Linked DNA regions of Mus musculus: region 2 is linked to region 1. The links are chromatin contacts, found by Hi-C in ENCODE. All regions are on one chromosome and are shown on one strand. The core of a region is the stretch at or near the end of the contact, and the rest is flanking DNA. Distances in the headings are between cores, read along the strand shown.

What was found. A loop is a pair of places that touch in the nucleus more often than their neighbours do.
Region 2: a loop to region 1 is called in a map of v-Abl transformed pro-B cells, with 4 times the contacts of the local background. The contact joins the enhancer-like site here to the promoter of Rbm38 in region 1. A Hi-C loop is called at or near these places in 2 of 37 maps with a recorded cell type or tissue (T-helper 1 cell and v-Abl transformed pro-B cells).

What each region holds. Positions count from the first base shown.
Region 1 is chr2:173,020,378-173,023,760 of GRCm38, reverse strand. Rbm38 (RNA binding motif protein 38) reads right to left here and starts at 1,859. Exons shown (of 4, transcript NM_019547.2): 1 at 1,491-1,859; 2 at 846-969; 3 at 380-434. The coding sequence starts at 1,721.
Region 2 is chr2:174,341,948-174,344,976 of GRCm38, reverse strand. It overlaps Gnas (GNAS (guanine nucleotide binding protein, alpha stimulating) complex locus), which reads right to left. Exons shown (of 12, transcript NM_010309.4): 6 at 1,680-1,777. Among named protein-coding and RNA genes, the nearest start is that of Gm30189, 16 kb to the right of the region's middle. Within about 2 kb of position 1,341, at least 1 of the 3 ENCODE cell types and tissues checked has a DNase peak (open chromatin) inside an H3K27ac peak, as active enhancers do.

The DNA.
Region 1 (3,383 bases), core at 610-3,109:
CCAGCCCACCAGGTCCAGCCTTAACATACACTTCAGAAGAGCTGCCCGCACTAGGTGTGTGCCAAACTCCCCAACTCGAGAGAGTTAGAAAAGCTGTCCCCACATTCATTCACTGCACAGGTGAGGAAGTGGATGCCCATGTGACACCTGGCTGAGGAGGTGTCGCATAACTGGGGGCAAGGTACACACCAGGCTCGAAGACATGTGCTCCCCTCTGGGTTAGAGAAATGCAGTGGGTCTTATCTCTCCCTCCACACCCCCAATACACAATCTAATTTCTGAAAACAGCCATTCCCCAGCCCTGAGAAGAGCTGAGAGGTCCACAGCTGTCCCACCTCAAGGCCTTCCTTCCCACCCACAGCCAGCTACAGCCACTCACCCGTAGGTGCGCTGGATCAAGGTGGGGTGTAGTTGCTGCACACCAACAGCAAAGCCTAAAACAAGAGAGCAGTTAGGAACAGCACACTGCATGGGTAAGGTCCCAGGGCCACACACAGGGAGGGCAAATAACACGCGCCACTCTCCTGGTCAAAGCACATTAAGTCCACAGGCTGTACCAGCTTTTCGGGATGATCCCCTGCCTGGTCGGCATCTGACTTCTTCCCTCCCCAAGAGTAGGAGACTTTGGAAAAAAAAAATCATTATCCCTGGGACCATAAACTGCCGAGAAAGAGGAGCAAGCTCCCAAGCCAGGGGTGGTTGCCCTGGGCTGCCTCTGCAGGCACATGATTGCTGGCTGCCACTCGGGGACAAAGGGGGAGCGGGGGCAGCGTTTTTCCATCAGACAGATACCAAAGCTGAATATAGAAACAAGGAGGGCTGGAAAGAAAACTCAAAGCTCTTACCCGTCTGTAAGCTCCTAGGCTTGGCACCCAGGTAGGCCAGGTTCACATTGGCCTTGCGACCATCGATGATAGGGTTAGGGTCTTTGCAAGCCCTATCAGCCGCTGCCCGATCTGCCATGGTCACCTGCAGGAACACAGAGGGTCAGGGGCTTTGGTGGCTGGCTGAGGAAAACAAGGCAGAGAAGGGAAGGGGGTTTTGCCCGGGCATCGGGCCATCTCTGGGTCTTTCCTCCCAGAAGAGTATCTGGTATTTAGGACCCTTGGGGCACTGTCTTCTCTGCCTCCAGGGCTGCAGCTCCTTCCCCAAAGTTCAAGTGCGGAGTGCCTTCAAGGACAGCGACAATCCCCTAGGAAGTGGAGTAAAGGGAACCTCAAGGGGAGTCCTCCCCACCCCCCCGCTGTCCAGGCCATCAGTAAGTACCGTTAACTTTCTCAGAGAATTAGTTTGGGGACACTAGAGTGGAAGGAAGTGGGAAACCGTCTTCAAGTCGCTGGCGCTAACAGCTTACGCTTCTTTGGGGCAGCTGGAAAGTGTGGGGGAAGGGCCGACGGCCCCGGGAAGCCCCGGAGTCCCGGCTGCGCGCGGCGGGTCTGGGAGGCGGTGGGGGAGGGGCGGCGGCAGGTGCGCGCGCCGCGGGCACTCACGAAGCCGTAGCCGCGGGACTTGCCGGTCTGGCGGTCGGTGATGACCACGGCCTCCTCGATGTCTCCGAAGCCCTCGAAGTACTTTCTGAGCGATGCGTCGGTGGTGTGGTAGGGCAGGCCGCCCACGAAGATCTTGGTGAACGTGGTGTCCTTCTGTGAGCCGTGCATGGCGCTGGGGGCGGCGGACGGCCGCGGAAACACACTCGGGGAGCACGCGGGCTGCAGCAGCATCGGGGCCGCCGCTACCGAGCCGGCCGGCGCATGCGGGGGTGTCCCAGGCCGAATCCGAGTTCCCCACGCTGTCCCGCGCCGCTTCTCCGTCCGCCGCGAAGCGTCTACTCCGCGCCCTGCGAGCTGCCGGCCGCCTTTGTAGCCGGCCACGCCCCGCGGTCACGCCCCTCTCGTTTAAGACACGCCTTTGGAAGCGGGGGCCGCCGGGAATTGTAGTTCTAAGTACGTCCCGCGTGCCAGGACGCGGGTCCGGCGAATGAGGTGACTTAGCCCCTAGGTGCTCGCCGGTATCAGCTTGTCTGTCTCGCGGGGCGCACGGTCCGGTATATTCCAAGCGTTGCTTGATTCAGTGGTTTACACCCGAGCGACTAGGGGTGCAAACGTACTTGTTAAAAGGTCCGAAAAAAAAAAAAAAAAAGGTCCGAAGGAGTGCCTCAGCTACTCATTCGCGAACCCTTGTGGTTTGATCTCCCCATCACAAAAACCTGGCTGGTGACACACACCTGTAAACCCAACACTCAAGAAAGAGAGTCAGTTCAAGGCCACCCTTGGCTATATACTAAGTTTGAGGCCAGCTGGACTAAATCATACCCTGTCTCCAAAAAATAAAAAATAAAAATAAAGGGCAAAGTGAATTTGCCATGTTTATAAAAATAATTCACACGCACACCATAATACATCACACGTACTTTGGCGGTCCTGTGGTGTCAGGGATTCTCTGCTGGGACTTCAACAATGGCATACCCCGGGACACTAGGTAGTCTGTGAAAATGAGGGCTAATCGATAGTGAATACACCTTTTACAGTCTTGTAGAAAGCTAAGAGCTTTCTACTTTCTACTTTCTACTGTGAGGAAGAACAAAGGCGGCTGGGCTCCCATGTCACTGACATGGGACCGCCTGTGGGGTCACCCTTAGCAGGAGAACAAGCAGAAGGCATGACATGGCCTGTGTAGAACGTGGGCCAAGGCTGGGACCATGATGCCAGTCTGCAGAACTCTTCCCCACCAGCGCAAATGCAAACGTGGGGCCCTTGTTAGAGACAGAAATTTCAAACAGCCGAGTGGAATACACCGGTGATCCTAATACTGAGGAGTTGGGAGGGTGGGAGGGTTCCGGGTCCATACCCTGCTACACAGAAAGTCAGAAGCTAGCCTGTATGATGGGAAACCATAAAATAGAAAGAAGAAAATGGGAATTTCAGCACAGAAGCAGGCACGATGCTTTAGCCTCCGGGCCAGGAAGCAGCCCTGATCCTGCGTCCCTCATGTCCCCATTCCTGGTTATCACACTGGGACCTGAAGACCTACAGCTTTTAGTGGGGCTAAAACTGGCCTGGCCCCACTGGTCAAGGCGGACAGTAAGGCAGGCAGCCTCTGGGCAGGTTCAGCCCCAGTCAGTCTAGTCCCCTTCACACAGAGCAGAACTCCGAGCCTGCTGGGGATACCCCTGCCCAGCGCCTCACTCTCTTGGCTTTACCTTCCTCGCTTCAAGTTTCCTTTGCTGTAAGGCTTGTTCTCCCCAGACCCTACCCAACCGGGGCTTCTTTCTGGTCTAAGGTCTTCTGCTGCTGACGGAGCTCTCTAGCAAGTGTTGCTCAAGGCGTAGCGTAGGGATTAGCAAGAGAGGCGTCTGTTGAGTGAATCCCTGGTGGAACGTAAAG
Region 2 (3,029 bases), core at 92-2,591, 1.3 Mb before region 1:
AAGTTTAAAACTTCATCCCTTTCCTAAAGCAATGTACAAGTGCGGGTTTAAGGGTGCACAGGTCTCTGTCCAGGACAAAGCAGAGCCAGCCCTCTCCCTGTCTGCTTTGGAAGACTCTCATTCATTATTGAGAACTGAGCCAAGACAAGCTGTGGGCACAAAGGGGCTGTTCTTGCATTCACCACTTTGAACAGGAAGCAAAGACGAAGTTCCCTTCCTATCTACTGGGTCTGTGAAACAGAAAAAGTTTGAGATAGCAAACTTTTAGTTTAAAAAAAACAAAAACAAAACAAAACAAGAAGAAAGAAAAGTTGCTCGACTATAAACACAGGAAAATTAACTTTTGCCTTTTGCAGGACTGAGATAATGTAATATGAAAAAGTAATATTAATACTAGTTTGGAGGATTTGGGGGCCAAGGGCCAGAGGGCTGGGAACTCTTTTAAAGTAGACCAACCAGAAAGGAGCATAGTCTATTTAAAGAAAGCCCCTGAGTTTTTTTGTTTTGTGTTTTTTTTTTTTTTTCTCCTTCCCCTTCCTTTTTACCAGTTCCGAGTTAGTCTGGCTTAGAGGATACACTAACTGGCCCAATCAATCTTACATTACAGCACAGGCCCACAAATAGCTCCCCAGCCACCCTGGCCTCCAGCATGTTGCCATGGCAACAGAACCACAATTCTATAAATAGATCCTTAGCACCAAATCTTGTGAGAAGACATCTGGAGTGGGGCCAGCCAAACTGCAGCTCAACAAACACAAACCTGGCAGTTTAAGAACCAACCAGGTCCAGGCCCAGTGCCTCCAGCAAAAAGGCAGTTAGACAAATGAGCGGGCCACTGTGCACTCAGGCTGGGGAGAGGCCTCTTACACAACTTGAAAGTTGTTTTCTTTTTCTTGAAGTTGGTGCCACGTGGTACAGTGTTCAGGAGTAGATTGCACTGCTTTCAACAACAAGACATCCTTAAAGTGGTGTGATCCCCAAAGAACCTGGCTAAATCACTGTTAATCAGTTAGGAAACTGACCCCAGCAATTCCCTACCGGGTAGCTGAGCCTCCTCATCTTGTATCTGTACTTAACTCCTGAATTGGATCCAAAATACAAATCACAAACAATTCCAGGATCTCCATTTGTTTTCTGTTTCTATAATTAGTGCTTCCAGCTTTTAGTACAAACTTTTGAGAAAAATCAGGAACTTTGCTGGAGGAGGTGTGGGGGCTGGGGCCTGTGGGGCTGCTTTTCAGTTCCTTGAAAGAATATATAACTGTGTGTATTAAGTCATGACATGCTATATATGTAGCAACAAGTCCCCATGGGAGAGTGAGCCTAGGAAAGGGTCACTGTCCCCCTCCCATCATGAAGCTGAAGTGCCTTATAAGGTACTGAACAATAAAAAGTCTGTGTATTTTATATGAGGAGGCCAGTATGTGTTTGCTACACTGTGTGCGCCCCTAAATGCTTAGAGTTCATATCCGTGAGTTATACCACTTTATTACAAGTAAGTATTTTGCCTTGCTCTAGCAGGTATTAATTGTTTATGTAAAACAGTATCAGTGGTCTATAAAGTGCAATTAAAAGCTTTATAAAACAAATGAACCAGACTGGAACTCTCTGACTACTGGTGGGTTTGTAGCTTCCTGGCTTCTGAGCTTCTGTTTTGCCATGGGGGGACAGCTACTTACTACTGGGCACAGTCAATCAGCTGGTACTCATTGGAGCGCTCGTAGCAGGCACGCACTCCCTCATCCTCCCACAGAGCCTTGGCATGCTCATAGAATTCCTGAAAGAGAACCCAGGAAAAACGTTGGCTGACAGACTGAGCTCAAACCAATCAGGGACCCCACCCCTGGAATTCTAAGGCCATCGCTCGCTATGTGAGTCCAAGTGTGAGCCCCCGGGTTAACCAGCGCTTGGAAAGAGCCTGCAGTTCTGTTAAACTCCCAGAAATCTATATAATGAATTAGCATGCTTTCATCTCTGGGGAGTGCTCACAGTCTTGGGTGGCTGCTTCTGTTAGTCTTGTGAGGGGTGGGAGCAAACCAAATGAGTAAACTCCCCCTAGAATTATGTGTACAGGAGGGATATGTACTACCCTGTGGGAGGGACATGGGCCAAGGTTAGAATATTGTCCAGATATCAGAGTAGCAGATGTCAATGACATCAGATGCATTGTGGGTAGGCTGCCATTTTGTCTCTGTGAATCATGGGAATCAGATGACTATAGAATCCATGCTGTGTTTCCCTGTTGGGAGGGTTGGTTTTTGTTGTTGCTGTTGCTGTTGTTCTTATTGTTTTAATCAACAGCTATTTTTTTTTTAATGTACCTGCCTGTACTAATTTTTCTCACAAGTTTGTAGCCAAAACCCATCTAAAAAACACAAACCCCACAAAAGCTTAAGAAGAGGCAGCAATGACTTCTTAACTTTAGACAAGTCTCTTCTTTTGGCTTTAAAAATCTTTGCTCCCCCCACGAAGGGTTAAAGTGTACATATGCTTGACGCAGGGCAGTTCTACCCTCTCTAAAAAAAGCTTTTAGAAAGCCAAGAGACCCTTGTCAAGAGGGTCAGGCTCCCGGCAAAGGGCTGATGAGAACAATTTTTTTCTTATAATGTTCCATTTTGTAATTTATGTTTAGATCTGAACATTGGAAGGTGCATATTTGTACTAGGCTGGATTAACTGGACAATTAGGACTTGTGTGCCATGTGTAACAAACATGTGGTTTTGTCTGTCCTCATGTGTATGAGGGGAATAATTGAGCTTGCCTTAGCTCAGGACCTCTCCTCCATAAAAAAAAACTCACTATCTGATAAATGGAGGACTAGGTTGAGGTCTAGAAAAGGTGATGGAACTTTGTTCATCCATTTTGGACAAAGCCCTAATCATGTCTTTATCATCCTTTAGTCTTAGGCATATGCCTGGAGTTAACTTATGCATTCACACGGCAGGTATGTGTCTGGTCACTCTGGCCTGATGCAAGTCTGGCCCTCGTGTTCCCACTGGGACTAAGGTGAGAGGGGCAGAGGAAACCAG